Regions from separate parts of the Mus musculus genome. Here region 2 is linked to region 1. The links are chromatin loops, found by intact Hi-C in ENCODE. Cell type or tissue: left cerebral cortex. All regions are shown on one strand.

Region 1 (8,000 bases):
CTTTCCTGATGATACCCCTTATTTAAGCGGTTACTATAATTACAACCTCGTCTCTTCTGAATCCCCCCCCCCCCCGCCTCATATTACTCAGCTACAAGTTTTGTTTTTCTTTCTTAAGTCCACTGGTAGGAACTACCTCTATTGCGTCTATGCTGTCCCGCAGAGATCACTTTTTCCCAGTTGGCCTGGTCTCTCTCATTATTTCTACTTCTTGCCATGCACCTCTTTCCCTCCTTTCCCTCTCACCTGTACACTCAGAACAAACCTGAGACTTCAGTGTGGGTAAACCTGTCGGCCATGACAATCCAGGCTCAATCAGCAAATAAATAAAATTCTTACTTTCTTGGTTTTTGGCTGCGGGCTGCGTTCCCCTCCGGCGGTAGCCTCCTGTAATTATAGGAGCTATATTTCTTCCCTGGGAGACATTCGAGGGGATTTTTAGTTGGAAGTTTGTTTCTGCTGAGTTACTTTGGATCCTGGACCAGGGACTCACAGTGGCCAGGACCAAGAGGCTCTGAGTGAAGTGCAGATTGAGACATATCCAGTTTCTTCTAACAGGATCATTTCATGTGGGAGGTTGGACACAAAGTTTGCACTGGCTCGTGACTAGCATTCTAGTGAGAGACGTGCATATTTTAAAACAACAAAGCAGGCTGGAAAGAAGGCTCAGGGGAGGGGGGGGGGAAGCTGGAAAGAAGTTACTAAGTGACAAACATCTGTCAACATGGGATAACTTGTATACTCCAGTGTGCAAAGCTATCTGGCCAGCTCTATGAAGTTCAAGGAACAGAATGTGGGATAGTCCAGTGGATACATATTTGTCTCTGGGAGACCTAGTAATTTTTTTTAAAGACCCTACCCCTTAAGTAAAAGGACAATTAAAACTGCACAAGTGAGTATAATTTTACAATTATGCTTTCCTGAATTAATACTGTTCGAATCTCTGAAACTGTTGAAAAATGTACTTTACCTTAAAACGATGGGCAGGGAATAGAAACTAATAAGCAGGGTGTCTAGGATACCAAACCGAGCAGAAGAAAGGAGAGAGACAAAGCTCAAGCGGCCCATGTGCTGGGTCCCAGCTATCTGTAACCAGCAAACTGTAAAGCACAGGTTTCCACACAACATGTGTGTTGGGAGCAAAACGCATCAGCATCCTTCCTTCAACAAGGAGGGATGGCAAAGCAGTTCCAGGGGATTTTCTCTTTTATTTAAACCTGGACTTTCAACAAGAGTGTTATGCATTTTCAGAGAAAAACAATAACAGTAACAAAAAATAAAGTTATTAAAAGATGATGAAAAATACTGGTAGGCGTCTCTCTCACCACACACACACACACACACACACACACACACACACGACCTCTTAACAATCATATAAAAGTTTAGGCTCCAGCGTCTACTGAGAAATCTTTTTCTCTTCCCTCTTCCAGCTCTGAAGACAAAAGGAGAAAGGGCCCAGTGGTGAGAGGGATATCTCTGTTAGTTGTCAGCATAGGTCCATGGGTTAGGAATGCTAATGAGCCTCTTGGCCAGCTCAAGACTTGGTTCTTGCTTTCTCACACACTGATGCTCACACACACTGGGGTCCTGCAAGCTGGCTGACAGGCACACAGACAGAGCATCCTGCCCGACTGCCTCTCTGGCCTTTTTCCTCTGAGCCCAGAGATCGATCGCTGACCCCATCATTAGGCCAAAGCTTTATTTATCTGGCTGTGCAATGATATTATCAGCCTTAAATGTTATATACAGCAAATGTCTTCCTAAATCAACACAATAGGTTAGTTTGCAGAGACTAGCTTGGTCTGTCTTAAAGAAACCCCTAGATATTCTCTCTCTCTCTCTCTCTCTCTCTCTCTCTCTCTCTCTCTCTCTCTCTCACACACACACACACACACACACACACAAACACACACACACACTCTCCCCCTCTTCTCTTCTCTTCTCTTCTCCACAATTGGGGGGTATTTTATAGTCTAGACTTGGGGATTTGATCCCTTGCTGTCAGCCGGTTAGATGAGGCCTTAGCAGTTTGGAAGACGTTTAGACATCATTATTTAGCTATCACTAAGATTCCCATCAGGGGTTCTCTTGTCCGCAGGATCCGACTGCCTAGATCCACTCTATTCTACATGATCCGGATTTCTCCAATTCGGATAGAAATGAAAGCAAGGGGTGGGGATTCCGATGTGCAACCTTCCACCGTGTTAATTGTTTTCTTTCCTCTCAATTACATTCATAAACCTATTTTCTGCATTGCATGTTATTTCTTTGTGCTTCAAAATTGAAACCACGTGCAGTCTTTTCCCCTCAACACACAGAATAAATGCATTGCCTCCTCCCCCAACCCATCACGTTACTATTTACATTTTGGTTACTCTGTGATCGGCCCCAGAAGGAGAAATTGGCCAATTGGAACTAGGTGAGGCTTTGTCAGAGTATCTCTCAAATCCAAATCTCTGGTCCCCATCTCCAGAAAGGACTCCACCTTTTACTCCCTATTCTCCACCTACCTCAGGTTGTTGAAGCTTTCATGGCGGAGAGTTAGCAGGGAGAACTTCCGAGAAGAAAGGCTACCCAGCAACTTTGGGTCTGTTCCACCCACTGTCCACTCCACCCTTCGCTCTCCAGCCATTTGGTGTCAGTAGCAGTCACCTCTGTTATTCTCTGGTCCAAGATCTTGGGCACAACAGAACCTGATCCCCGAGCCGCTGGCTGCTCCTTGGGGAAAGGGTCTTCCCAAGCAAAGAAGTCCGACGACAAACAAACAAACAAACTCGGAAGGGGGAGGGGGAGTTGGAAAAATGGATTCCCTGACAAGAAGAGATAATAAATGAGAGGCGCTTTCAGATAGATATCTCAGACGTGAAATTGCGCCCAGCTGGTTGTGTAAGCAAACAAATAGTTTCATGTTAGGAACTCTCAACTTGTGGCTTGATGAATAGAACACGACAGAGGTAAATGGGTCTTTAACTCATTTAGGAATACGACTCTTTGGCTTCCCAAGTAAAAAGCCCAGTGATGCCACGGACCTCCGAACAGGCCCTTTAACAAGAGTTTTATTGGTTCCCACTTCTGTTCCCCCTCCCTCCCTCCATATGCTTCTTATGGTCTTCTATTTGCAGGACAATTAGGTTGTTTGTTCTAAGGAACAGGGGAGTTCCCCAAATATGAATCAGGCATTAGGAAATAAAAGGGCTGCCTATACAAGAAAAATTTAAAAAATAAACATTTTGCTTTTTTCTTTTCCTCTTCCTTCCTTTCTTCCTTTCTTTCTTTCTTTCTTTCTTTCTTTCTTTCTTTCGTTCGTTCGTTCTGTCTTCCTCCCCCTACTACTCTTAAGAGCTGTGTTGCAGCTCTCTAGTGTTCCTAACAGCAAGGCTGGTTTGTGAAGTCTCAGGGATTCTGCTAGAGACCTTGAGCCTCTACTAAGTTCTGGAGGGACAGAGTTCTAGAAGAACAAGCTGAACACGAAAGGACCCACATTCCTGTTCTGAGTTTTCTTTCATTCAGCCTAGTCCCAAGTCAGAAATGGTGTAGGAAGAATAGGGTGTCAAAGATCATATCTTCTCATTCTGCCTATGGTCTGTAAAGGCAATATTTTCAGGTAAGGTAGTTTAAACCTACTTCAAAGTCACTGAAGTTCTCTGGTGCCCAGCAAGTGTTTGGATTAAAAGAGAACATTAAACATGCCTAAGTCGTGGTAATTTCAAGAAGGAAGCCACTCTACAAGGGTTGCCTCAGTTTCCACTGGTTCTGGGGAATCCATGTCTCCATTTTCCCAATTTTTGGAGGTAGGAGCCGGTACTTACCCAGAACGACCTCCAGACTCACACCCTGCTTCGATGGCTCCCCCTGGCGCCTAGCATGAAAGCAGCTCAACGTTGTGCGCACTCCATCTGGCTATCCAGACAGAAAAGGTTCCCACCTGTACCACCTAAGCCTCCTGTTAAGGCCTGAGACCACAGAAATTACCTGAGCCGGAGAAAGCACTAGATGATCACAAGTTAGGCTATTACTACAGCCTGTTCTCAGCACTGAAAGCCCTGAAGTTGCTGGCCCGATCCTTTATGCACCCACCAAGGGCAGCTAGAAAGCCTAGGACGTTTCCCTGGTGTGTGTGTGTGTGTGTGTGTGTGTGCTTCCGGGTTGTTAGTAGGCTTCACCTACAACTTAGGGGCTGCAGTCTTGGTTCCTCAACATTTCCTTGGGGTGATCGGATTTGTGTGTGAGTGTGTGTGGTTTCTGTGCCCTGTGCTCTGAAATGGAAAGTCAGTGGGCTCAAGCAGCCTTAGTGTGAGCGCTCACTGACCATAACCCGGAGTCTCCTATCTTAGGAAGGAGACTTAAATCCAGAAACACAAGTTGTTCTCAGTGCATATTGCAGGTAGGTCGGAGGTTGGGGAATACTGCCCAGGATCCCCAAAAAGGCCACTGGGCAAGCAAGTAACCCTGGCTCCTCTTTCCCACTCAGCTCTGGGTTTCCTGGCAGCTGGAAGGGCCCCTGGAGAGGCCTGCTTCTCTTTTCACATTAGGACTGGCTGGGAGGTTGGGCCAGGATTTCAAAAGTCGCAGGGATTCTCTGATCAAAAGCACTCTCCAGACCCCAGGCAGCAAAAGTCAAATGACCCCCTTACACCCCTAGAAACCTGAGGAAGTAAGTGCCTTGGACATCTTGGATCCATGCTGTCCACCCTTTTCTACACTGGGGGGCTTGGACTGGGTCTCCATATTGAAATTAATTGAAATGTATAGTTCAGAACTATGAGAAATGTTTATATGTTTTCATCAGAGGGATCACGTTGTAATGAATATATTTTCATCTCATTTCCAGAAGGCAGGAAAGGTCGGTGAACTCTCCTGGCAGCTCGGCTTCCCTCCCTCTCAGCATTCTAGCTGCAACCCACCCTTGAACCCTCACTCTGCTGCTGCCGGTCAGTACAAGAGAATTCCCAATACTTCCTAGGAGGCCCCTGTGTTTAACAGGAATACCTCTCTCTCCTCTCTGCTTCAGGTATCTAGACTGTAGGAAAGTGAATTAAGGGTCAGTCTTCCTATGCATGAAATATAGCTAGTCCCCTAGTGGCCTAGTTTTAAGACCATGGTCCTACAGTGGCATCCTGCCCCATAGATACTCAGATTACTCAAAATGTCAACCAGGTGGGGCTTGCTTAAGAATTTGGGGAACCTGAAAACTTTCAGACAGTGAAGTGAAAGGGCAAGGTTATGGGTGGCTTCTAAAAGTGAACTCTTCCCTCATCTAAACCTGTCTGGGACTAGGGGTTGGGGGATCCGTGTGTAAGAGGGGTTTTAATTTTAAAGATACGGCTTTATCAATATGTTAAGGAAGAGCTCCCTTGGCAGTGTGTGTTTTCACAGCTCCGGCTCAGATTCCATAAAACATTCAGACTCTGAAATCTGTCGCTCGCCCCTCACCTCAATGCATGCCCAGCTAGATTCCTCAAAGAGAGATATCTGTCTTCCAAGGGCCCCTAGGGCCATAAGGCACTTTAGGGAAGAACCCAGTCTAACTTAGCTTCCTGACACCTAGTCCTACTTTCTGAGTTCAGCTTGTAAGTACCATAAAGTGTGTGTTGGGGGGTGCTTCTTTTGACACCCCCCCCCCACACACACAGGAGAGGTCCTACTGGGAACCCCCTTGACAAGAGCCTGAGAGAAAGGCAAACCAACCACAGGTGGGTAGATCTCCAAGAATGCATAAGAGAAACAAAGTCAGAATCCACGGTGCTTTGTCTCGGTTTGCCCAGAGGCAGGGAGAAGCAAGACTTGGAGCAGACAGTCAGTGGCCGTCCAGTCCACCCAGACTCAAACGCTTTGAGGAGCCCTCAAAACTCCACCCCACCCACAAAAGCCTGCCATGAAACCTTTGCAAACCCCTTCCAGCTCAGAAACTTTCCCACTGCAGTTAGAGTCTAGGTGACCTGACACTGGGTCACTGAAGCTGTGACGCCCATGTGCCTGGAAATTGTGCCTCAAAAGCAATTTGGCTTCCCCTGGCCCCTGACTCAGGGCTGTCCTCAGAAAGAATTAAAAAACAAACAAACAAACAAACAAAAAAAAACAAAACAAAACTCCTGTCTGGCCACCAAGGCCCAGCCTTCCCCTCCTATCCCATCACATACACAGCCTGGCCTTGCCTTCAGCTTTGCAAAAGTGATGTAGTGGCCTAAGAAAAAGGTACAGCCGACTTAGTACTGGACCTTAAAAGTCTCCTCTACCTCTCAACAATTCAGATCCTAACAATACTCAGTTATCCACAAATTATCCAGGAGCTCCTCTTGCTCTGAGGGTGTAGTTCAAGCAACCAGACACATGGGTTTTGCTAAATTCTTTTATTTTTGTTTAAATTTTCACTTCAATTTTAATTCTTGAAGAACAGCCTCGACAACATATATCGCACTCATTATAAGAAGCAAAGGGTTATATCAAAAATTATTAGTATAGAATCACAGGAAATCTGGTTTGGAACCAGAAAAAATACAAAACAGATATAGATACATAGACACAGGACAAATTTTTTATAATTATTTGGAAAATGTTATTTCCCCCTAATTCTTGTTCATTTTTGTTTATGCGCATACGATGTTTAAATTTTACAAAAAATGAAAATAAACACTAGTATTTTACAAAATGAATAACAATGTTCAGTGTATGTTTCTACATAGGATTCAGTCCACTTCCATATGAGTAGTTTTCTGTACAGAATATATCCACATCCATCCACAATAAATCCTGGAAGGTCCATCTATTTTATTAAATTTCTCATGGTCCTCTCTTCCAAATCGTTCTTTTTTTTTTTTTTTTTTTCATTTTCTCACCAGACACGAGGTCCTTTTTCTTTCCTTTCCAATGTACTTACAGATCAGATCCTAAATGAGTCTCCTTTTCTCCTGGTTTGCAGCTCAGGTTGCATTCCTGCAGAGTGGGCTGCTCTTGTTCCCAGCCCTCCTCCCGTCTGCCTGGCCTGCCTGGTCCATCATACCAGCATCCCCAAAGGCTTTTTAGTCCTTGGTCAGGGAGAGTCCTCTTAGTCTCTAGGGAGTCAGGGAGCAGGATTGGGTGGGAAACACCCAAAGTCTAGGAACACTGGATGGACATGTAAGGCCAGTTGAAACTGCTCCCTGACAGCAACATATCTCGGATGAGAGTTTCGATGGGAGTTTTACCTACCAAACGTACGAAGAAGAGTTGCTCGATGACAGAGGAGGACACTGTGCGAAGAGAGGGCAATCGCAGCAGCAGTTTGCCAAAGCGGCTGGGCTGGTTGGGGTACTGGCTTCTCACATACTCCTCCAGGGCACACTGTGATTTCTCCTGCAGGCTTTCGATGTGGGCAGCATCCGACAGGCCACAAGCATCTGCCAGAGCAGCCACAGGAGGGAGAGACAGGGAAAGGGGACAGATTGTTAGGTGAGTGAGATGGAAAGGCATACACACCATTAATATTTTGAGGGGAAAAGGAAAAAGAAATAGAAGAAAAGGAAAATAACTCCTTCCCTCCATGCCTCTTTGCCATCCTCTTTCCCACCCCCTACACAAATAACAATAAATCCAAGCCTCACCATGCTTGGGAGACCAGGAGAGAGGTGCACATGCACAGAGGTGCAACCTGGCCATAGCTTTGTTTCCCCTCTTTCACCTTTGGATTAAATAATGCATGATGGTGAATCCATGTTTGCTGTGTACTGCGACCTGTTCTCTCCTTCAGGGGAGCACATTTCTGGTTGTGCTCATTAAAAGGAAAGCATTTGCCCCTTTCCTGCTTGATTTTGGGGTGCTTGGAACCCCTGAAGAAATATACAGCCTTGGAAACAGTTTTTAAAGGCTTCTTCGAGTCTCCCCCCACCCCCGCCAACCCCCAACCCAGCTGACCCCAACCAGCAAGCTCAAGGAGAACCTAGATTGTGTAGTGAATACACGTGGCAGGGGATCGGGGATCACAAGCTGGCAGAACCGAGAACCAGATCAAGCCTGTGCTA
Region 2 (8,000 bases), 1.2 Mb before region 1:
TCTATTAAATATTCCTCTGGGCCAAATACTGGGGTAGACATATAACAGCATCTGAGCCTTACGATAGTCCTGAGAAGCAGAGTTTACTAATGATGATCTTACTGAAGAAGCAGACATGGAGAAAATAGACCCATGCAGAGCCACAGGAGGAAACCTCAGAGTGGAGTTCAAGTTCAAGACATATATTTATCACTCCAGTGTCCTCCGCTACTGATCATGTAGATGGTGTTTAGAAATTCCTACCTTCCCTACTGCAGTAGGTTCCAGATCTTGTGGTGTTGACCATTCGTGCTTCTCAACTAGCATTAGAACAGCGAAGAGTAAGCTAGATGCCAGTTAATTTTAAATAGTGCACAGAGCAGAATCAGAACCCCTGAAGGAGCTGTCATGTGTGGCTTATATCATGTTATATCCTTTCTTGAACTTAGCCTCAGAACTGTTGGCATAATAAAAACATTGAATGGTTCTTCTTATCAAAAGCAGGCATGTTTAAACACAGGAGATCAAAGTGCCTCCGAGCAATTCATAAGCCAGGTCCACCTACACAGTTACACTGCAATGTACCATCGTTTCCTTAACTTGAGAATTTTATTTATTAGAGTTACTGTGTAAAATTGTCTGTAAAATCCACATATTATTTGTAACATGCCTATAGAATTAAATGTTTTAATATGATATTCTTAATTTACTTCATGGGATTCTCTCACATTTTACATAGCCCGAAGATAAATAGTGAACAGATCATACCTGAAAGAGGAGGCAATAGTATCTATATAGTGAGCAAGTGCCCTGGGTAATTAAAGCACTTGGAGGCTTCCTTTCATCTGGGTTCTCCTTGATATAGGCTCTTCGCTTTAATAGTCACTTTAGCATCTCATCCTCACACAATAACTTGTGTGGTATTGTGTCCCCTGTTCTCACCTCCAAGGTTCTCTTTTATTAATTCTGCTGTCCTGGCCAATGGCTCCTTTGATCAAAGTCTCTTCTGTATTAAAAAAATTCAAGATTTGTATGTTTGTGCAGATGTTTTTATGTGGGGTCTGTTAACTTCAGGGCACAGACTTCCAGCATCTCCTCTGGATCACTGTGCACATAGTAAGGACACAGCAGTCTAGTATATGCTCTGAAACACTATACACATAGTGAGGACAGTCCATCATGTCCTCTGGATCACTGCACACATAGTAGGTACTAACTGGCTAAATAAACAGAGACATGCTATTAGAATGAAGCCCTGTATACTTCATATAAAATTGTCATAGTGTGGGGAATAACATTTCCATTCATATTAAAATTTTGAAACCTAACAGACAGAGTCCCTATTGCTTATAACTACACCAGATTTATTCCTAAGGGGCAGCTTGTTTCCTGGAAAACCCTGACTCAGCAGGTTTAAATTACTCCTTTTGAGCCACTTAACTTCTACATTTTCTCATTCAGTGACTTAAACTTGACTTTAATATTGCCTTCACTCAAAACATTTGCATTTAATTGCAACAGTAGTATGCTTTCCTGTTGGCATCTGAAACATATTCATTATCAGTGTCAGGCTTATGTTGAGAGAGTTTGGTTATTTGTACCCAAGAAATCATATCCAACAAAGATAACTGAAGGCATGTAAGTAGTTTTTTTTTCTACTTTTTATTGTAAGAATATGCAGCCTGTAGATACACAAATTCAAATCCTTGGCAAATCAAATTTTCACTGTCTGTTTGTCTAGAGTTAAATGGATATATGTGGAAAAAGTTATGTTTAAGAATGATAAGTCAACACAAATTTTATTTCTTGAAATGTATATGCACATATACTTGGAATATTGTGCAATTCAAGAATATATTGTGTCTGCTAATGTAGTTGCTGTAGTAGTTTACACATTAAGGACTCAAGTGGGTAAATTAATACCTAGTCCCACAAGTTATCGCTTGCAGTAGTTTTAATCAGAAACAGAAAGATGGCTTCTATGTGAACAAACATCTATTTCATGAGTCCTATATCATTGTTGATCAAATCACACTCTTGTCCCATGTGTTCGTGAAGCATTCAGTTTCTCTCTTCAGAGTAGAAGGTTAACAATTTAGGACTGGTGTGTTCTGAAGATGGATAGTGACCTCTGAAAGGCATTCATTAATCACTTACAACTGACCTGCAAAACTGAATTGAAGGAACCAGACAAACCTTTGCTAAATTGTAAGCCCAATTTTCACCTAAAATACTTAGGCAATCAAAGAGGAACTGTTCTTTTGACCTAAATTACTAGAAAATAGCATGCTGCTTTTCCTTCTCGCTGATTATGCGGATACATGGACACAAAGCTATAACATCTGCTGAGAAGAACACATGTGTTGTAAGTTGGGAGAGATGACATGGTGATCAGAAGCCACATGCAAGACATCTGCAAACAATGGATGAGAGTGAGGAGTTGCTCACAGAGATTGGACTGGTGGATGCAGCACCAGGGATATCTGTAATTTGTGTTCTTCTCTGAGTGAGAGCAGTGAAGAAAGCAGGGGTAGTTTCAAATATGTAAAGACAGTAACTACCCTCAGAGGTTTTCCCACATTCCCCCTTTCTCTCATCAGAGAAATCACCTGCAGGTCTGTAGACACAATGGACCAATTAAGAGGACAACACAGATTAGCCAGGGAGCTGTCTCGGGTTACTGTCAGTTTGGGAACTGAATGCAAGGCAAGATGAATCAGCTAACAGCCAGGGAAGGCTTGAAGAATGTGCAGAAGTTATCCTGTTGGCAGAGCAGCAGCAGGGAATATCAGGTAGAGAGATTATCACAGGCTTAGGACCTACAATGCGTTCTCAGAGTGCTCACACCCTGTTTCTTGTCGGTCTCCAGCAAGTTCAACAAATTGGAGAGGAACCATTTGCATTGGATCCAGATGTCCTGCTGGATGTGCCATAAACAAACTTACTCCATATTTCTTACATAGACGAATGGAATAGATTCCAGTGTTATACAGGTATTAGAGAAATCAGTCTGGCTAGTACTGCAATGGCAAGATACAGTGGAGGCTTTCTGATCTAGAGAGTACAGTAGGAATTGAAAGGGAATAAAAGGAGATGCTAAACATCACAAATTATTTAAGTAACTGAAACTCTCCATGAAACCTCCAGTGTTGCCTATGAATTAAATTATCTGAAGATACTGTGATGTGCCCGCAGTTTACCACAAGTGCCACTAGGTGGGGAACGTGCATTATTCATGGCTTGAAATTGCCAGTTTCTCTTCTAGCAAATGGGTTCTATCTAATTTTGAGAATTCCAGTGTTCACATTCTAATTAAATCAAATTAGACTCTCTATTAGTGAAATATAACCTTATAACTTATAATTCTAGTTAGTAAAAGGAACTGCAATGTTACTCATTGAAAATTTCAACCATAAAAGTACCTGTGTGCAACATTGAAGCTATCTAAATAGAGCACCTATGGGAGTCTCTATGTTATCTTATTATTTCCTATTTAATATCCACTCTGGACAACTTGGTATTAACTAGTAACAAGTGCCTTTGCTAATAAATGACATCAAATTATTTGGAAGCTTGCATTTGAAAATGATGTTTTATTATGAAATCTCTGAATTAGAGCCCATTTCTCCTAGCTCTCTGATCTCTCAGGTAGGTAGTATAGGTAACAGCAATAGTTAGATATTACTCTCATCTGCCTTCATTTGCTGCTAAGCATCCCAATAAAGCCATGTTATTTGCACTGTGGGCTCTACACATCATAGAAGCAGGGTCCATGCCTATGATGCTTAGACTATTGTATTACTGTGCCTGTTATACTACCAAACACAAAATAGATTCACAGTGAATTAATCCATTTTCTGCTCGTCAAAAACTAACTCAGTTTCCTTCTCATATAGTCTCTGCACATCAGTTATGACTACTTTTTTTTTAAAAAATCATATGATCAGAGTTTAACCCTGCTACACCCTGAGACTGTGTGCTTTGTCATATATGATTGAAAATATGTGTGTTTGCAAAGGTGTATGTGTGTGTACACACATGCATGTGCAGGTGTGTGTGTACAACCATGCATGTGCATGCATGTTTGCATGTGTGTGTATTCAAGAGGCATTGAAATTTAGCATTAAATGATAAATTCTAGAAATAACCTATATTTATATTGCTTAGACTTATCTACATAAACATGGTTATTCATCTATGTTATAATTACACAGGTTATTTGAATTTGGAATAGTGCTGTCATAGTGATAGTATAAATGTTAGTAGTAATTATTACTTTCAGTTTAATCTTTCCAATAACCAAGTTCTCTAATCATAATTTATAAATGAAAAAGTTTGGGGACATGAAACTTAGTGATGTAGCATTTGCCTATAGTATATCATTTGCCTACATCCCTGGGTTCAAACGCATGCCCAAAAAAGGAAGCTGCACTTTTAATGATCTAAACAAGGCACTAAAGAGCACACAGATAGCAAGGTTGATGCCGGGAGTCAGAACCACAGTCTGGGCATCAGGCACCTGGCTGGTGCACTTGTGTGTTTCACGGGAATGCCACACTGTCTTCTAATGTTTGAAATGTTCCTGCTTGAGAATACATGCAAAATAAGAAAATACATTTTTACAGAGTGGGATCTTCAGTATAGCAGTGTTGCTGAAAATTACCCGTGAACAGGGAAAATTCTAGTCTCTTACAACCTCCTGGTATTGTGTAATGTGCAACAGTTTTGTCCTTTTATATATATCGAGAGTCAGACTATCAGCCTCTCTAAAATAAGTACATAATAAATATACATCAAAATATGGAGAAAATGAAGACAGGAGTCTAATTTTCTGAGGAACCGCCAGACTGATTCCCAGAGTGGCTGTACAAGCTTGCAATCCCACCAACAATGGAGAAGTGTTCCTCAGAAAATTGGACATAGTACTACTGGAAGATCCCGCAATACCTCTCCTGGGCATATATTCAGAAGAAGCTCCAATGGGTAAGAAGGACACATGTTCCACTATGTTCATAGCAGCCTTATTTATAATAGCCAGAAGCTGGAAAGAACCCAGATGCCCCTCAACAGAGGAATGGATACAGAAAATGTGGTACATTTACACAATGGACTACTACTCAGCTATTAAAAAGAATGAATTTATGAAATTCCTAGGCAAATGGATGGACCTGGAGGGCATCATCCTGAGTGAGGTAACCCAATCACAAAAGAACTCACACAATATGTACTCACTGATAAGTGTATATTGGTTCAGAAACTTAGGATACCCAAGATATAAGATACAATTTGCAAAACACAGGAAACTCAAGAAGGACTAAGACCAAAGTGTGGATACTTTGCCCCTTCTTAGAATTGGGAACAAAACACCCATGGAAGGAGTTACAGAGACAAAATTTGGAGCTGAGGTGAAAGGATGGACCATCTAGATACTGCCATTTCCGGGGACCCATTACATAATCAGCTTCCAAACGCTGACACTATTGCATACACTAGCAAGATTTTGCTGAAAGGATCCAGATATAGCAGTCTCTTGTGAGACTATGCCTGGGCCTAGCAAACACAGAAGTGGATGCTCACAGTCAGCTACTGGATGGATCACAGGGCCCCCAATGGAGAAGCTAGAGAAAGTACCCAAGGAGCTAAAGGGATCTGCAACCCTATAGGTGGAACAACAATATGAACTAACCAGTACCCCCCAGAGCTAATGTCTCTAGCTGCATATGTATCAGAAGATGGCCTAGTCAGCCATCAGTGGAAAGAGAGGCCCATTGGTTGTGCAAACTTTATATGCCTCAGTACAGGGGAAGGCCAGGGCCAAGAAGTGGGAGTGGGTGGGTCGGGGAGTAGGTGGGGGAGTGGGTGGGAGAGCGTGTGGGGGACTTTTGAGATAGCATTGGAAATGTAAATGAAATACATACCTAATTAAAAAATTATTCTCAAGGGAATAGCACAGTCCAAAAAAAAAAGAAAGAAAAAAGAAAGAAAGAAAGAAAGAAAGAAAGAAAGAAAGAAAGAAAGAAAGAAAGAAAGAAAGAAAGAAAGAAAGAAAGAAAGAGAAGCAAAAGAAAAAAAGAGAAGAAGACAGGAGTCTAAAAACTGACCCTTAAGGTTTTCTAAGCAGCTAGTGTGAGTCTCCAATTATTACTAAAAATACATGGCAGAAAAGACACCTATATGTCACCCAGCAGGAGTGAATGTATAATCTCTCTTGGAAGGCAACTTGGCAATAGGCATGCAAACTACAAAAACAAATCCTTTGACCAAACAATTCCACTCACAAGTAGTTTATCCTACGGATACAGATAACCTACAGATAGATAACCATGTGTGGAACTTCATAAGCCCAGGATTTTTTTTTTATAATCACAAAAAATTGTTAAAGAATTTAAACATTCATTACAAGAAAACTGGTTGATTAAATCTTGGAACAACTATACCACCAGCCATTGTGCAACTAAAAGAGCAAGTAGATTTTTAACATTGATGATGGAAAATGACATAGGGATGCTACATATGCTATTATCTGAGCCTACTTAGGAAGAGAAATAAATGAAATAAAACAACACACATATTTCTAATCCTCTGAATCAGTGAGACTATGTTCAGAACGAACTCTAAGAATGTATTAAAGCATTGAGCAATCGTCGTTGTATCCAGGGAGGGAAACAAACTCCCAAAAGGGCGGCTTTGCTATTCCCAACTGAGCATGCATTTTCTAAGGTCTTAAGCCCTATGTGAGAATCTGGTAATACTTAATTTCCAGTTCTGAATGTTTGGCTTGTAGTCACTATAAAATATGTGCAAGGTGCTCTTGCTCAAAGATGTTCTTTGCAATGTTTTCTAATGATAAAGAAGGAAATCAAATAGAGTAAAAGTGGCCATATTGCCAAAAGAAATCTACAGATTCAATGCAATCAATCCCCATCAAAATTCCAACTCAATTCTTTACAGAGTTAGAAAGGGCAATTTGCAAATTCATCTGGAATAACAAAAAACCTAGGATAGTGAAAACTATCCTCAGCAATAAAAGAACTTCTGAGGGAATAGCCATTGCTGACCTCAAGCTGTACTACAGAGCAATGGTGATAAAACTTGCATGTTATTGGTACAGTGACAGGCAGGTAGATCAATGGAATAGAATTGAAGTCCCAGAAATGAACCCACACACCTATGGTCACTTGATCTTTAAAAAAGGAGCTAAAACTATCAGGTGGGAAAATGACAGCATTTTCAACAAATGGTGCTGGTTCAATTGGAGGTCTGTGGGACTCTGAGAGGCAGCTTGATTTGTGGTCCAGCGATACTTACTCTGGAGACCCAGTAGAAACTCTACAAGGGACAGAACTGTGAGCCATGCTCCCAGACACACAGGTGCCTGACATCATGGAACCCCCAACTCCATAATCCTGTGATTATCAGTCACTCAGACAAAATCCCAAGCTCCTGGCATTCTGGTTAGACTCTACCCTCACTGTAACCTGACAATAGCTAGGTATGCTCTGCCCCACAACTACCCTGCAACTGCAAGTTAGCCCAGCCCACTATAAAAGGGACTTCTTGGCCCCTCTTCTCTCTCTTAAGCTCTTACCTCTCATTATCATCTCTAACTCTCCTTCTCCTCCTCCCTTCCCCCTTCTCTCCATGTGGCCATGGCCAGCCTCTCCTTTTCTACCTTTTCTCTTTCTCTCTGTCTTTCTACATTAAAGCTCTAAAACCATAGACTATCTTTGTTCATCAAGGCCCACCATACTTGAATGATAGAATAGGCTTTCCCTAAAGAGCTGTGTCTAACCTCTTGTCAAAAGACCTTCCTGCACTCCAGCCATGGACTCTCATCCATGTGGGAACCACCCAGTGCCCCCTCTTCCCCTGCCCTCTTCTCTTTTAGGCCCTGGGACTGACCAAGTTGCCCCCCAGGGCCCCTACTTTGTTCTCAGCTCTTCTGCAGCATACAAAGATGTCTGAGAAGTCACAGACTGAGAACCTGTTATCTCTGGCTTCCATGAGGCCCAGAGACCTCA

The links. Hi-C counts contacts between places; a loop is a spot of excess contacts. Peaks named below come from ENCODE experiments on the same cell type or tissue, not always from the same donor. Only the 100,000 strongest peaks of a DNase experiment are listed, where the experiment ranks them.
Region 2: a loop joins it to region 1, with 2.9 times the contacts of the local background. A loop is called at or near these places in 12 of 42 quality-filtered maps.

What each region holds. Positions count from the first base shown.
Region 1 is chr13:78,182,635-78,190,634 of GRCm38, forward strand. It overlaps Nr2f1 (nuclear receptor subfamily 2, group F, member 1), which reads right to left. Exons shown (of 3, transcript NM_010151.3): 3 at 6,339-7,379. The coding sequence ends at 7,099. 3110006O06Rik (a long non-coding RNA gene) reads left to right here. Exons shown (of 2, transcript XR_003950646.1): 2 at 1-339. It also overlaps a transcript of Gm38604 not described here. Among named protein-coding and RNA genes, the nearest start is that of Gm38604, 7.7 kb to the left of the region's middle. In left cerebral cortex, CTCF peaks have their summits at 3,858 (motif pointing left) and 7,338; no DNase peak of the experiment used is centred here; H3K4me3 peaks cover 612 bases; H3K27ac peaks cover 1,640 bases.
Region 2 is chr13:76,966,401-76,974,400 of GRCm38, forward strand. All of the region lies in intron 17 of Mctp1 (multiple C2 domains, transmembrane 1), which reads left to right. Among named protein-coding and RNA genes, the nearest start is that of Slf1, 170 kb to the right of the region's middle. In left cerebral cortex, a CTCF peak has its summit at 3,192; a DNase peak (open chromatin) is centred at 3,191.